3 separate regions of the Homo sapiens genome follow, and all the other regions are linked to region 2. Evidence: chromatin loops called from intact Hi-C (ENCODE). Cell type or tissue: heart left ventricle. All regions are shown on one strand.

Evidence for each region. Hi-C counts contacts between places; a loop is a spot of excess contacts. Peaks named below come from ENCODE experiments on the same cell type or tissue, not always from the same donor. Only the 100,000 strongest peaks of a DNase experiment are listed, where the experiment ranks them.
Region 1: it touches region 2 in a loop (2.4-fold over the local background); 8 of 110 quality-filtered maps call a loop at or near these places.
Region 3: a loop joins it to region 2, with 8 times the contacts of the local background. A loop is called at or near these places in 11 of 110 quality-filtered maps.

The regions. Positions count from the first base shown.
Region 1 is chr4:9,903,975-9,906,474 of GRCh38, forward strand. The region is part of intron 8 of SLC2A9 (solute carrier family 2 member 9); the gene reads right to left. Among named protein-coding and RNA genes, the nearest start is that of SLC2A9-AS1, 83 kb to the right of the region's middle. In heart left ventricle, no CTCF peak of the experiment used is centred here; a DNase peak (open chromatin) is centred at 1,407.
Region 2 is chr4:10,062,876-10,065,375 of GRCh38, forward strand. It overlaps LOC124900665 (a long non-coding RNA gene), which reads left to right and starts at 1,139. Exons shown (of 2, transcript XR_007058029.1): 1 at 1,139-1,219. RefSeq lists an enhancer at 468-1,082. In heart left ventricle, a CTCF peak has its summit at 1,058; a DNase peak (open chromatin) is centred at 986.
Region 3 is chr4:9,702,400-9,704,899 of GRCh38, forward strand. It overlaps the pseudogene FAM86MP and the pseudogene ALG1L3P. Among named protein-coding and RNA genes, the nearest start is that of DRD5, 78 kb to the right of the region's middle. RefSeq lists an enhancer at 1,056-1,115. In heart left ventricle, a CTCF peak has its summit at 1,246 (motif pointing right); a DNase peak (open chromatin) is centred at 1,238.

The DNA of each region.
Region 1 (2,500 bases), 160 kb before region 2:
TATTATGCATATTATATATATAACCTATATAAATATGATATTTTTATATATACATAACTTTGGAAAGTGCAAGGAACTTACCTTATATTGATGCTCTGTGAGGAACAGGGGAGTGGCTTTCACACACTTTGGATTTTGTTTCCATAATTCTGTCAGATGCTGTATTAGTTTCCTATTGCTGCTGTAGCGAGTTACCACAGACTCAGTGGCTTAAAACAACCCAGGTGGATTATCTTATAGTTTTGGAAATCAGAAGTCTAGAATAGATCTTGCAGTGCAAACACGATGGTGTCTGCAGGGCTGGTTCCTTCTGGAGGCTCCAGGGCAGAATCTTGCCTGCTGCAGCTTCTAGAGAACATCTGCATTCCTGGGCGTGTGACCCCTTCCTCACCTTCAAAGCTGGCAATGGCGTCACTCCTGCCTCTGCTTCCACCATCACATCTCCTTCTCTGACTCTGACCCTCCTGCCTCCCCCTTTCACTTACAAGGACCCTGTGATAATATTGGGCTCACCTGGGTAATCCAGGGTTAGCTCCCTATCTCAAGATTAGTCCCACCTGCAACATTCCTTTGTGCCATGTAAGGTAATATATTCCCAGCTTCTGGGAATCATGGTGTGGACATCTTGGGGAGCCATTGTTTTGCCTACCACAGGTGGGAATGGTTATGTCCATTTTACAGATGAGCAAATAAATTCAGATGTGTTGGGCAATGTTCCCAAGACCACTTAGCTGGTAAATGGGTGATCAGGATTTGAATTCAGAGTAGCCTCATCCTAAAGCCAAAGCTGTTTCTCCCCAGAACATTTTTCTATTCCACACTCTCAACCTCATGCTGAATTTAGTTTCATGCCTTTCCAGGAATTGGGGTCAATGCTACCATTTTAAGGACTGTTTCCAATGGACTATTCTGCATCCATCCTTGCATCTCCAGCTCTTTGAGAAGATGAAAGGGGGACAGACTACCCAATGCACTTCACTTCACCTAACTTCTGCTGGCCCTTCAGCTCTCAGGTTCCTGGTCCCTGTCTCCAGGAATCCCTCCCAGAACCCCTTATTTGAGAGGGAAGCTCGTCTCAGTGTTGCATGTGGTAATTGTTTCCAGGTTTGCTTTTCTCTCTAGATCACGGCAACGTCACCTGTGACAGCTGGCACAGTATGAGTGCACCTTAGGTGTCTGTGGAATGGATGAATGCATGCCTGCATGAAAGAATCCACCACCCAAGCTCTGAATCATCACTTCCTGCTCAGAGGAACCTCCCACACAGAGATTCCTGCACCTCTAGAACAGCAAAACATCATTTATCCTTGGGTCATAGTCAACCTCCTCCATTGGACTGTGAGCTCCTACAGGCAGGCACCATGGCAAAGGCCCTCTGTAAGCCCAGCACAGGGCCAACAGCCTGACCATGGGAGGAGCTGGCAAGAGCTTGCTAAATGGCGGGGTACCAACTGGCCATGGTCCAGATGACTGAGATCCACTGGGTCCAAACTTAAAGGCAGTGGCAGGAGTGCTCTCCAGAGGCTGAGACTCTGAGTTCTGATTTTAGAAAGGACTCTTCCTTCCCTTCCAGGACTGTGAAGTCATTTACCCTCCTTTCTGGGGTTTCCAAGGAATACTTTGCCCAAAATTGTCAGCTTTTAAGGAAGATGATCTGCCTGCCAGAGCATCGGGATGAGAAGGAGTGGCTTCTGGAGTCTGGAATGAATAAGAATGGCTTCCCGTGAAGTCTTCTTGCACCAAGGGAAGAAGTGTAGCCACTTCCTCAGTGTGCCCCTCTTTCAAACAATGGCAGTCATTGGACTTTCAGGCATGATGTGAGCATTCATGAGGTCCCATGTAGAACACTTTGGGGTGTCGGTGGCAGGGACAGTAGGGGCCCCATGATGTTCTCTTTCCCCACTCTCTTGGGTTCTGAGCCAGCTGACTGTGTGACCCAGAGTAAGTCACTCCTTTTGGTCTTAGTTTCCTCAACTGTCAAAAGATAGCAAGACCCCCTGTAAAATCCTGCTCTCCACAAGGATGTCCATCGTAGCCTTATGTAAAATCACACATTATGGAAATCTACCTAAATAGGACAAGAATAGTTACCACTTACTGGGTGTATACCATTTGCCAGCCACTGCTGGAATCACTTAATGTATATTCATTGGTACAATCCTCAGCCCATCCCTATGAAGCAGGGATGATGGCTTTTAGAAGTGGGGAAACTGAGTCACAGAGATGCTGAATAACTTACTTGGGGGTCACGCGGCTAATAAAAAGACACAGAGCTGGGACTGGAACCCAGAAAGCATGGCACTGCCATCAGGTTCCGAGCAGAGACATTCAACAACCTCACCCGCAGACAATGGTTAAGGAAATTATCATACAGAAAATTACTGGAGAAGGATAAATCGTTCAGCACTAGTGTTAATTCAGGGAAGGTGATGATCTACATGATTTTCTGCATATATGATACACTTCAACAAAAAAATAATAAATAAGAAAATGGAGAGTC
Region 2 (2,500 bases):
TATGATCCAGTAATCCCACTACTGGGTATATATCCAAAGGAAAGGCAGGGAAATCCATTTCCCAAAGAGTTGTCTGCACTCCCATGTGTATTGCAGCACTATTCACAATAGCCAAGATATGGAATCAACCTGTGTCCATCAACAAATGAGTGGATGAAGAAAGTGTACATACACCTCGGAATACAAATTTGACCACGAGAAAGAATACAATCCTGTCATTTGTGGCAATGTAGCTGAGCTGAAGGAAATCCGTATTTTTATAAGTCGTTACAGATAGGGGTGGTCTTGGACCACACTTTGAGAAATGCTTCTTGGATAAAAGCCCCATTATATGGACAAATATATTTCCTTTAGTCCTCAGTTCAAGTAGAGAAGGGCTTGTTTATACGGAGATACCAGCTAAGTGATTTGGGGAAGTGGGGAGAATGAGAAATCAACTGAGTGCCACCCATTAGCACCCCTTCGGAACAAATTATTGCAATTTACCTCTTTTGCCCAAGAGAAAGAAGCTGAGAACAGAGAAGCTTTGATAGGATTTGATAGGGAGAGTGAGGCGCCAGGCCACCGTGTCCAGTTAACCAAGCCTCCTCCCACCCTGGCCATGAGCTAGAATAATGCTCATGTATTTGCTGGTTAAAGGAGATGGCTTGGGGACCTGGGTTATCCCTGCAGGGAGCAACTATCTCCTCTGCTCATCTTAAACAAGATAATTGCAAAGCGGTTCCCTGCCAGCCCATCCTCTTAACAAAGAAGGTGAGATAAAAGAGATGGCATTCCTCCTGCTGGGCCCAGCAGGCTTGACAACCAGTGCCAGTCATGGGGAAAATGTCCCTTTCAGCCAACTCGAGATCTTTCAAAACAGACCCAGGCAGTTTCTTTGAGGGCTGAAAGCCAGGAAACGGGTTCCTGTTGGCCGAGGCTTGGAAGGAGGGCCTGCCTGGTCCGTTGGCCCATACCAGGCTTCCTTAGCGCCTCTGCTAGGAGCCAGTTATCCTGCAGGCTGACTCAGCCTCTGCCCAGCCATGATCTGAAGCTGCTCTCTGCTGTTTTAAGCTGAGCACTGCAACCAGGGACCTCAGACACCAGAGACAATGCAGGCCTCCAGAAAGCAGGAGAAGGACTTCTAAATCAAGGCTGGCAGGAGGAATGGGAAATGGGCATTCAAGGACATGGCAGTATGCTATGCTCTGTACATCAGGACCTCATGGAAACCAGAAAGGTAGGATGATAATTCCTATCCATGCCAGGCTGGACCTCATGTCCCTCATCGGGCTCCCACAGCTGTGTGAGCATTCTTTACCAACGTGGCACTTCTGGAATCCCTTGTTTACCTTCTTCTCCACTGCTCTATAAATGTAGTGAAATTTCCAGGTGTGGTGGCTCATGTCTGTAGTCCCAGCACTTTGGGAGGCCGAGGTGGAAGGATCACTTGAGCCCAGGAGTTTGAGGCTGCAGTGAGCTATGATGGCACCACTGCACTTCAGCCCAGGTGACAGAGTGAGACCCTGTCTTTAAAAAATAAAATAAATGCAGTGACACAAGACAACCTATGTCTGTTTTATTCTCAAAGCTGCGTGTGTCCCCAAAGCCAAGTGAGGTGTCTGGGCCTAGTTAATGACCAATGAACATTGGCTCTGAAGGAGTGAAATTACACCACTCGGGCATATTGACACTAAGTTAAAGCCACTTGAAAAACAGCAGGTGTGGCCGGGCGCGGTGGCTCATACCTGTAATTCCAGCACTTTGGGAGGCCGAGGCGGGAGGATCACGAGGTCAGGAGATCGAGACCATCCTGGCTAATATGGTGAAACCCTGTCTCTACTAAAGATACAAAAAAAAAAAAAAAAAAATTAGCCTGGCGGGGTGGTGGGCGCCTATAGTCCTAGCTACTCGGGAGGCTGAGGCAGGAGAATGGCGTGAACCCGGAAGGCAGAGCTTGCAGTGAGCGGAGATCGCTTTACTGCACTCCAGCCTGGGTGACAGAGCAAGACTCCGTCTCGAAAAAAAAAACAAGAAAAAGAAAAATAGCAGATGCAAGAAGATCACTCTGACCTTCATGCCATTTGTTAAAAGCAAAAGATGAGATCCCTATGTGAAAGATGCAACAGTCTTATTCTCAAAGATGAGAAGCTAAGATGGAAAGAATTCTGTACCAACCTTGTGCAAATAACTCTTACCTTTTAAGCCTCCCCACATCATTTAGTTGCTTCTTCACAACTTACTATTATTTGTCCAATTCAGTATATCTGACTACTTCTTCAGGACTTTATTTCCTTATGAGGGTACCTGTGCTACATAAAACTTGTATTTAAAAATGTGCATGCTTTCCTCCTGTTCATCTGTCTTATGTCAGTTAAATTCTCCAGCACAAGCAGGACCCTAAGAGTATGGAAGTGGAATTTTGCTGCCCCTACAGTTGATTACATGAGTGAATAAATGATTGAGTGAATTTTGAATTATAACGAAGAAGCTAAATATCTCAGTCATGGTTTTTCTTCCT
Region 3 (2,500 bases), 360 kb before region 2:
AGGCACCCACCATGATGCCTGGCTAATTTTTGTATTTTTGTAGAGATGGGGTTTCACCATGTTGGCCAGGCTGGTCTCGAACTCCTGACCTCAAGTGATCCGCCCGCCTCGGCCTCCCAAAGTGTTGGGATTACAGGCGTAAGCCACTGTACCCGGCGGCTTTCTAAGCTTTGTGAAGAGTGGGTTGACTGAGCAGCCAGGTAGATGTGGGTTCAGATCTCTGCTTCTGTCCCGCTGTGCCAAGTGCTAGGATGGACGCAGGCAGAGAGTGGACAGCAGCACGGTGCCTGCTGCTAGCCATTTCTATGCAAAACCAGATTTCTTGTCCCATCCTGGAGGCCAATTCTAGGCACCTGGGTGGGCCTGGGAACCTGTGAACCAAGTAAACTGACTTGGACACCCCCCACCCCGCCAGGCCTGTCCTAGCAGCCCCACACAAAATGCTCATGTCCTGTCCCCAAACACCGCCATCCTCAAACACGTGTTCTGTTTCCAGGCCGGGCCAGGATCACATGGGAAGCGGAAGCTCATCATGACCAGAAACTGTTTCCCTAAGGAGAGCACTTGGAGATGGCAATGCTGAACCTCACACTGTAGGACTCACACACGACTCCAACAGGATCGTGAGAATCAAGTCACTCTCGTGGGAAGAATTTTTATATGGGAAAGCGGATAAAACTTTCATTGGACTGGAATGTTTGGAGAGTGTTAATTTCCAAATCAGGAACCACAAAGTGCCCTCTAATAAGACATCGGCTATCTAAGCGTGTGGGTGCCCCCTTTCTGCCAGCAGTTCTGGTTCTTAAGAAAATCACCATAAATCAGACATGAAAATTCTGGCTCCGAAAATAGCAATTTCTTTGTGCAAATAAAAACGTGTGTATCAAGTATGATGTTCCCCCAACGTGGACACACTCGGTTCCTCACAAAGCCAAGCCCGCTGCAGCTGTCACATCCCTGGGCTTATGGTGCAGCAGGTGCTTTTTTCAAGACAGGAATCAACATGTTAGGAACACGGCAGAAAGGTGGCACCTGGAGACCAAACGCAGGCTAAGGAGTACTGCAGAGGTCACAGGGAAGTCACAGAACAGTAATACTCTAGCAGGAGCATGGGGCGTGAAGAACAGAAGAAGACAGGAAGCGTTTCTGAGCCTCCAGAGAAGAAATCAGGGCCAACCACAGCTTCCCCGGTCACAGAACCAATTCATTCACCAGGCGGCACCACTGCCGTCATATCAGCTTCTGGCCACTGGGAGGCGCTACTCGAAAGGATTTGCCCTGAGACTCCGAGAAGAAGCTGCGGGAAGGACAGCAGGGGCCCTGGGGTTTTAGCCTCTGGCCCAGGAGTTCTGTGTCCATAACCAAAGGGAGCACAGTCTGCACCCAGCTCTCATCCCATCGGAGCTTCTGCGACTCCCGCAGGTTCTTCCGGAACTGGTTTAGCTTGCCCTCAGGGTCAGGAAAGTTTGAGAAAAGCATCTGCAAAAAAATAAAGAGCAGAGCTTACCTCATTGCCTGTCCCAACCCCATCCCAGGTCACCACCTGGATGACCCCAGGTCCCCGACCCAATAACAACCCCTCCCAAGCCCCTAACTCCCTCACTTGAACTCAAGACCCTTCACGCCCCAGCAGTGCTCCGCCTCCAACTTGACATTATGCTTTCCGGAAACTTCCCCTGGAAACTTACCTGTATGTCCCACTTTCCCACACTTGGTGCCCTGGAGCACCTTCCGGCCTCTACATGCTGTACGTTCCCCTGTGAGCACCCTCCTCTCGGCCTCTGGCCAACACAGTCCCACCCATCTGTGGGTAATGAGTGGCTGTCGGTGTTCTTTTCAGCCTTGCTAAACTGTCTGAATCAAGGATCACAAACTACAGCCTGCAGGCCAAATCCAGCCCACAGCCTGTGTTTCTAAATAAAGTTTTATTGGAACAAAACCACACCCCTTAATCTACAGACGATCTGTGGCTACTTTCACACCACAACAGAGTACCATGGTTGTGACAGAGACTGGGGCACCCAGTCTAAATGACTTCCGACCTGGACCTTTACTGAAAATCCTCCCAGTCACTCTGTTGGCAAGAATGATGTATTACTTTTAGCAATAAGAAACAAGTAACCTTTGCAGAATTCCGCCCATCTTTCAAGGCTGGTCCCAGAAGCTCCCTTTACCTACACACCTACCTGATCCTGATCACTTCCTAAACTGCAGCCCGACCCACCCGGCTCCAGCATCATTTGTGGAGTGTCAGCTCCATAAATCCAGAGGGCAGGAGGGGGTGTGTCCTAACTTTCCCGAGCCTACTGTACCAAAACTGGGCAGCAGAGAGGGCCAGCATCTGTGACCTCTGCTCCCTCCCTAGCTTTTCCACCAGACCCCACATGGTCCCACCCTGGCTGTGAGAAGCAGGGATCAGGGAGCGTGGCTCGGTGCCAGTCTCCAGAACCCTGCCCACCCGGGCGTGGTGGCAGACGTGGCTACCTGCAGCTGAGCTGCC